Linked DNA regions of Mus musculus: region 1 is linked to region 2. Evidence: chromatin contacts called from ENCODE Hi-C or POLR2A ChIA-PET data. All regions are on one chromosome and are shown on one strand. Each heading gives the region's core, a stretch centred on a gene start or an enhancer-like site at or near the end of the contact. The rest is flanking DNA. Distances are from core to core; before and after follow the strand shown. Region 1 holds the start of Nrn1 (neuritin 1). Region 2 overlaps Fars2 (phenylalanine-tRNA synthetase 2 (mitochondrial)).

Region 1 (3,529 bases), core at 969-3,468, 300 kb after region 2:
TGTCTAGAAATTGTGGCTTCTAGAGCTCTTGCACTGGAAAGCCGGAAGCAGTGCGCGGGACAGAGGGTGCAGGCACCACACATCGGTCGAGTTCCCAGTCCTTTCTGAACCCGGTTTCTGTAACCCCGAGACAGGCAGCCGGCCTGTCTCCTCTGCATCCCCATCCAGTGCGGTTTCCATGTTCTCATTCATTTCTTGGACCTCTCTCATTCATCCCAAACTTCCTCATTCGTTCTCCATCCTCTACTTCCCCGCCCCTCCCCAACCCCCACGCTTCTTGCCAAATGTCAGTAATTTGGGACAGCTTCTATCCATGAATTAATAAAGACTGAGGCTCCAATGGGGGGCGGGGGAGAAAGGTAGATATTTAGGAACATACATTTTAATTCCACTATGAAAATTTTGGTCATCTTCAGGCTGAGGTTCATCAAATGCATCTCTCCTGAAATTACTGTTTCATTATTTCTATTCTCATCTACTAGGAAAACAGAGTCCCCAAACATCCTCCAGGTGAAGTCCCTATCTTAAAACATTAGCTGTTTCTTAATCTATGAACATTAGTCGTCTAACTGCAAAATGCCACACTCACTTATTTCTAACACTTACAGCATTTGCTGCCCTTGGGATCTATGTCCTAGGATGGTTGCAGCTCTTTGAACTAATGTCAAAGGCACAAAACCACCAGATGCAAAGCATTAAGTCATCTCCTAAAATTAAAGGAAAAGGCAACATCCCGGTGCATGCTCCTTGCTTTGCAAAAATCCCAGTTTCTGCAAAACAATAAACAAATAAACAACCAAAAAAATCCCCCAAACAAATTCTCAAGAATATGGCAAATGCATATGGACCCCATAGAAAGAATCAGTTTTAATGCTCCGAAAGCCCCAATTTCTCTATATTTCTTATGAAGAAAAAATGTTAAGTATTTCTTCTCTTGTCCCACACAAATTCCCTGACGCACCCCTGAAATGCTGCAAGGATTTGTCTGTAAAGAACGCTCCAGCCTGGCACGAACAGTTTTCTCCATCTGCAGAATAACCACTGGGAGACTTTCTATTTTTTTCCTTTTGTCCATTCTATTAATAAGCTGCTTTAATTTCCCTTTTCAGTTACATTAATTAATGTTTCCATCCAGTATCACATAAGCGGATTCACTAGTACTTAAAACATTTGCATTTTGGATGGAAAAATATAAACTTTAAAAAAGCCTCCCAACAGTGTAGCTGAGACTCACATTCCTTAACATGAAATGGGGGGGGGGGCTAAATAAATCCATCCAATAAACCGCCACAAACAAAAATTACAAACCCACGAAAAGACAAAATGCGAACACGTTAAACCACTTTCCTGTATAAAAATAATAGAGATGCTAATCTGCCAAAAATCACAGACACACATGACCCTGAAAAAGTATATCAGTGAATATTTGGTTGATTTATCCTTCTCGGAGTAGTCTGCGGTGCCCGGAGCAAACGCTGCAGCTAAGATCTAGGGGGAGGGGCGGAGGAAGGACAAAGTTCTAAATGCTGCAGTTTGAGGGCAGCCTTAGAATATCTTTGCTTTCTGCATATAAACTTTTCAGCCCTAGCTACCTAGGCATCTTATTCCTCCCTTTACCTTTTGACCCCTCAAGATAGTATCTTGCAGTATAACAGGGGACAAATGCTACGAGCGCTCAGATCCTGTTTTAACCCCAAAGAGGGAGGAAAAAAATGGATGTGCGCTTTGGAGAAAAGGGAGAACCCCCCTTGGAAAACAGCCGGTCACACACACACACTTCCCTGCAAAAGAAATCACTTTCTTTAGGAAAACCAAACCAGAACTCCTTCCAGAGTCCCCAAGAGCTAATGCCCCGACTCAGGGAGTCTGCAGGGTTTTCTGCAACCAGCGGCAGACCCTGGCCAGCAAGTCCCCTTAGGCGCCTCTGGGGTAGGCAATCTCCGGTCGCCTACCAAGCCGTACCGGGCGGCCACTTACCTATTTGCACCGCGAGGATCAGTGAAATATATCTGCCGTTCAACTTAAGTCCCATCCTACGTTTAGTCAAACCATTTGCGACCGCAGACCTTTAAATAGTTAGTTTAGAGAACGCGGGGGAAAGCTGAAAAATAGGCATTGCCAACAAGTTCCGGGAGCGACAGAGACTTTATGCACTGGGAAGGCAGAGGGAGGAGAGAAAGAGAGGGAGCGAGGAAGAGACAGAAAGAGAGTGAGAGAGTGAGAGGCTGGGGGGGGGGGGGGAGAGCTGGGAATGGTTCACTCCATTAGGAGGGGGCGGAGGAAGTACAGCCTCACGCCCACGAGCAGGCCTGACGTGGGGGATGACACGGATTGATTTTTTTTTTTTTTTATAATATAGACACCTTGGTAGAGAATCACCATTTATAGTCATAAGACTCTGGAATTAATCAGATATCTCCAATTAATGTGCGATCTCAACGAAATCTCGCCTCTCTGTAGTGACTGATTTTCATCCCAGTGGCCACCCCCGCCTCCTCGTTCCAGGGGCCCCCAGCCCCGCCCCCTCCCTGCGCAGAATCGGGGCTCCCTCTCCTCTCCCCGCCCCGGAGACGGGGAGTCCTGGTGCGCCCACTCGATTGTTCAACCTGCTCCCTCCTTCACTGGCGCCACAACGAACCCAGACACTTCCAACCCTGCAGAGAGGTTTGGGGAGCTTTGGGCCCAGGGAGGACAGAGGGGAGAGACTCCTCCGGTCCGAATCACCCTTCTCTCGCCCTCAGTGGGGTGCAGACCCCCTCACTTGCCTACCCTAGTTTTCTCTCCAGCCCCACAGTTGAGCTCTAGGCGCAGCCTAGAGCGCGTGAGCACATAACCCGGCCCCCCAGCACACGCACACACTCACAAAAGCGCACGCCCGGGAGCGCCCCCGAGCTCGCCCGCACACTCCGCACGCGAGCGCGCGTACACACCCAGGCCCCGGGGGTTCGTTCGGCTCGCATGGGGGCCCCCAGAAATAGACTCTGCGTGCCCTCTTGTGAATGTCACTATTCGCGACGCTCACCCACCGAGGGGCATCTATACCAGGCATAGAGACACCTATTTTAGGGGGTTGGAAAGGCTGTCGGGCAAGAAGCCTAGGCTAGGGTAAATTTCGGTTTCTTGTGGTTTACAAACTCTTCGCGCTTTAGGAAATTTCCAAGGCAAGCTCTGGTGTACAACTCCTTTCTGGGGCCTCCTGAAGTCATCTGTAGGGTCACACTGACATGTTGATACACGCACCCACGTCCATCACGTACACACCCAGACCCACACACACCTGCGCTCTTTATTTTATTTTTTGATGATCCAGCACTGACTGCAGTAAAGAAATATCTCTTCAGCTGCGTTCGTGCAAGGTCCTGTAGTGGATCGTGTAAGATGGAAAAATAATCAGGGCTACTTCTTAAATGAAATTAAGTTTTGATTTTTTTTCTCCTTTTCTGCAATGCACCACACCCTCTTTCCCAGTCTGAATTCTAGCGTCTTTAATCAAATGTTGATGGCCGCATTGGCTAACTGTATTACTTGA
Region 2 (3,779 bases), core at 786-3,285:
TAGAAGCATTCGTTCGGATAACACGGACCAGACATGGCAGGTTGTATTCATAGGTTTATTACTTTACGTGTAATGTCTCAATAGTTAATGAAGCAGAGACTGTGAATTTGGAAGAGTGAGGTAGGAGTAGACATGAGAGGAGAAGAGCAGAGCAGATAGGGAGGAGGATGATATAATTATATGTTAATTAAACAAAATAAAACTAATAAAACAAAGACCATAAATTTATTCAAGGATATCTTCAACAGTTTTTACTAAGAGAGACTCTGTAGAAGGGCCAGTGGGGTAGGGGTGAGGACACAGCTCTCATCTGCCCCATGATCTATCTACACAGGCAGGCAGGCAGGCAGGCAGGCATTTCTCTCCCCCTCCCCCTCCCCCTCCTCTCTCTCTCTCTCTCTCTCTCTCTCTCTCTCTCTTTCTCTCTTTCTCTCTCTCTCTCTCATTTATATGCACACATTCTTCCAGGAAGAAGAAGCAGATGCATGTGGCTGAGAAAAAGAATCGAAATAATAACCTAGCTTGATCAAAGTTCCTTGCTATGGTGCTCACTCTGAAAATTATTTCTAATCAATGAGCAGTACCACAGTACACCGTGGAGTAATTACCTTACACGTGTTTCACTCGGAGCTGTGATTAGAAACAAGATGTGAGATCAGAGGGGCATAAAATGGATATAAGAAGGAAAACTCTCAAGCAGGAGCTGAACTGCACAGGCTGCAGGAAAGTTAATGAGCGGGAAGGCTGTTCCACATCGCAATACTGGTGCTCCCGTGTTTACCCAGTAAACATTCCCTGCCTGTCTTGAGCATCAGTGATAGCATTTGCAGTCATATCAAGGTAACTTGGCATCTGCTGCCCTGATGTCCAAAGGTAGGCACATGAAGGGTCTTAAAGCTGTCCTGAGACACAAGCATACTCAGGGAACAGTAACAGAAGTTGCCTCTTCCCTGTGGTTAGAAGCCAGTGTTCAAGCACGGACTTCCTGGCACAGTTCACCAGCCCCAACACACTTATACCTGCACTTTATAAATCAAAAAGAGACACCAGAATCCTGGGAAAGGGAATGAAAGACTGGGACTGATTCTAACACTGTGGTCAAGACCACTTGGTCTCTACAGAGGAGGGCTGAGTGCTTGCTCTGATGTGAATGGCTTTCTGTCTCTTGAGAGCAGTGGATAAGAATGCAGTGAGCACATTGCCTTGTCATGTTTACACAAGCACATACACGTGCACACACACACACTGGCACACATGTGTGCACATATACCTGCCATGTTTGAGCAGAGGTGTGGCCTCACCAGTCTCTTTCTCCACTGAGCACAGCACAGCCACTCGCACACATGCTTCCTTTATGTGGCTTCTGTCACATGCAGTCACCTTTGATTCTGTCTCTCAGCAGCATGTCGTAGAGAATGGCAGCAGATCTACTCATGTCATCTGAAAGACTCTCGGCACCTTCAGTCCAGAGATTTCCCTTGAAGGGTTAGGCCATGCTCCCCACCCCCCACCCCCCAGAGCCAGGCTCTGAGGCTCTGTGCATGATCCACCCCCTGTCATTCAGCAGCTCCGACACCGTAAGTGCTCTTCCTACCTTTGTTCCTCCTCCCAGTTGGTAAGAGTACAATTTTCAAATTTCTTACCTTCTTCAAAAAAAAAAAAAAAAAAAATGAGAAAAGATAGAATGATTGCTAGTTTATTATAGCAGCCTCTCTGAAGATGTTGGCAGACGGGAATAGCTATGCACTCAGAATCATTAAGGACTCCCCTAACAGGACATAGAAAATCTGCTAAATTCCCAGTTTTTCTGAGTCTGAAGAAGCAATACCAAGCCACAGAATGTTATCTCATTGAGTGTCTTCGCTTTAAAGGCTGACTGAGCAATGAGGACAATACCACCCTCTCTACCTTCAAGAATGCTTCAATTCCTCTTAGACACTTCATCTGCAGAGCTTTCACTCATTAGTAAATATAAGCTGCCTCTAAAGCAGCAAATGGTAGTCATTGTGCCTCTGGGACAAAATTAGGGACTGGACAGAGTGTGTTTACCTGCATGCAGACAGAATTAAAACAGGCGGAATATGTTCCTAGGGTCCAAGGAGGATTTGGGCAAGGCTGTGAGCCAGGAGTGACACGTCTGTTGCTACTTTTGATTTATTCAGTTAGTCACAAAGTAAATTGGGCTGTATCTTGATTTAAATATTACCTTGAAAGGGAGTGAAAAGAAATTAACAAACTTGGAAGGACTAGGCATCAGCTCCTCTAACCCCATGCTTAGACTGGGTTTTTATGGATTTATTTCCGAATGATGATGGCAGAAGCAGAAGAGCAGTATACTCACGGTCTAAGGCCAAAGAGGCATTTTCCTGCCTCAGCTTCATCCACATCCTGAGTCTGCGTGTGGACACGTGTGTACGTATGAACCAAGGGGCATGCGTCTAAAGCAGTTGTCAGGATCAGTTCTCTCTTTCGCCCTGGGATCAAGGATTGAACTCGGATGGTCAGGCTTGAGTGGCAAGCCCCAGTTTTATTATTCAATGGAAGACTTTAGCTGCCATGATCACGTTCCATATCTGTCTCATCATTTTACGAAGGTGAGAACCTCATCTCTGCTGTCCTTGCTCCATACTCAAAGTGTTGGTGCTGCCCAGTGTTCAGTAGACAGCTAGTAAATAGTTGCTGAATGCACTGATGCTGCATAAAGCAGTGTGGCCCAGCTTATTAATCATGTCTGTGGGTCAAGAGTCAAGGCCATGACTGAGGAGATTCTCACAGTTCTGTGCCAACAAACTGCTTACATAATGACGTCTAAAAAAAAAAAAGTCACTGAAGCAGCCCATGCCCCAGTTTGTCAGACAGTTCATTTTTATAATTACATCAGTGCCTGGTAAATCTCCTTGAATTAATGTGTCTTGCGAAGTTATGGCTGATGTGAAAAGGTATCTCCTTAGCATCTGTGTGTTCTGCGTATATCTCTCACCCATGCTGCACATATATTTTAAGGAACATTTCTTCGGGTGCTGTGTTTTTTTCTATTTATGTCTTCACCATAAAAATATAAATAGATCGTTTATCTCCGGTATCCTTAAAGTAGCTTGCATCGTTTCAGTCTTTTAAACTTTTACATAACCAAAGTTTCTGTCTCCAGTATGCATCATAGGAGATAAATGTCTGGGGGCAATCCTAGAAAGCTTGGGGCCAGCTTCCTTGGACTCCAGAAGGACATGCAATGCTGAGAGCTATGTGTGTATGTGTTCGAGCTCCAGTCCAGGAGGTACCATACAAGACCCCAGTGCTGTTTTCCCTGCCTGGCATCTTGCAACTATTATGCCTGGCACCTACCATACGATATCTCATTTGAATAGATAATGCTGTGAGATGAATACCACAGGTGGTATCATCCTGCAGATGAGAACATGAAGGATTAGAACACCAAGAAACTTGGCCAAGGTCCATATAAGCAACAAAAGACAAAGCTGAAACTTGAACCCTGTGGTTCTGGCCCACATTCTTATCTATTAGACTCTACGGGCAGGGCAGTTCTGGGACCACCCACAGTACAAGCTGGGCACTCGTGATCTAGGATTTTGGTGAATGTTGCCCCAAAACATTCTTTCCATTCACATTTTAGGCAGAAGATACTCAGATGTTTTCTAAGAAGGGCTTTGAGATTTCCAGGTCCTGTGATTGCAGACTGTTTTCAGCTGACAGTCATGTCACTGGGCAAATGTTATGGTTTATGTAGTGTGAAAGCCCCACATTTGCTCTGTGTTGAGTAC

Evidence for each region. A loop is a pair of places that touch in the nucleus more often than their neighbours do. ChIA-PET counts read pairs that join two places held with the same protein, here RNA polymerase II (POLR2A).
Region 1: a loop to region 2 is called in a map of left cerebral cortex, with 2.7 times the contacts of the local background. The contact joins the promoter of Nrn1 here to the enhancer-like site in region 2. A Hi-C loop is called at or near these places in 1 of 37 maps with a recorded cell type or tissue (left cerebral cortex). POLR2A ChIA-PET finds 5 or more read pairs at or near these places in 2 of 5 experiments (Patski and embryonic stem cell).

Annotation. Positions count from the first base shown.
Region 1 is chr13:36,732,259-36,735,787 of GRCm38, forward strand. Nrn1 (neuritin 1) reads right to left here and starts at 2,219. Exons shown (of 3, transcript NM_153529.2): 1 at 1,978-2,219. The coding sequence starts at 2,032.
Region 2 is chr13:36,429,387-36,433,165 of GRCm38, forward strand. The region is part of intron 6 of Fars2 (phenylalanine-tRNA synthetase 2 (mitochondrial)); the gene reads left to right. Among named protein-coding and RNA genes, the nearest start is that of Gm46409, 180 kb to the right of the region's middle. Within about 2 kb of position 2,036, at least 1 of the 3 ENCODE cell types and tissues checked has a DNase peak (open chromatin) inside an H3K27ac peak, as active enhancers do; it is left cerebral cortex, where a contact is called at or near this core.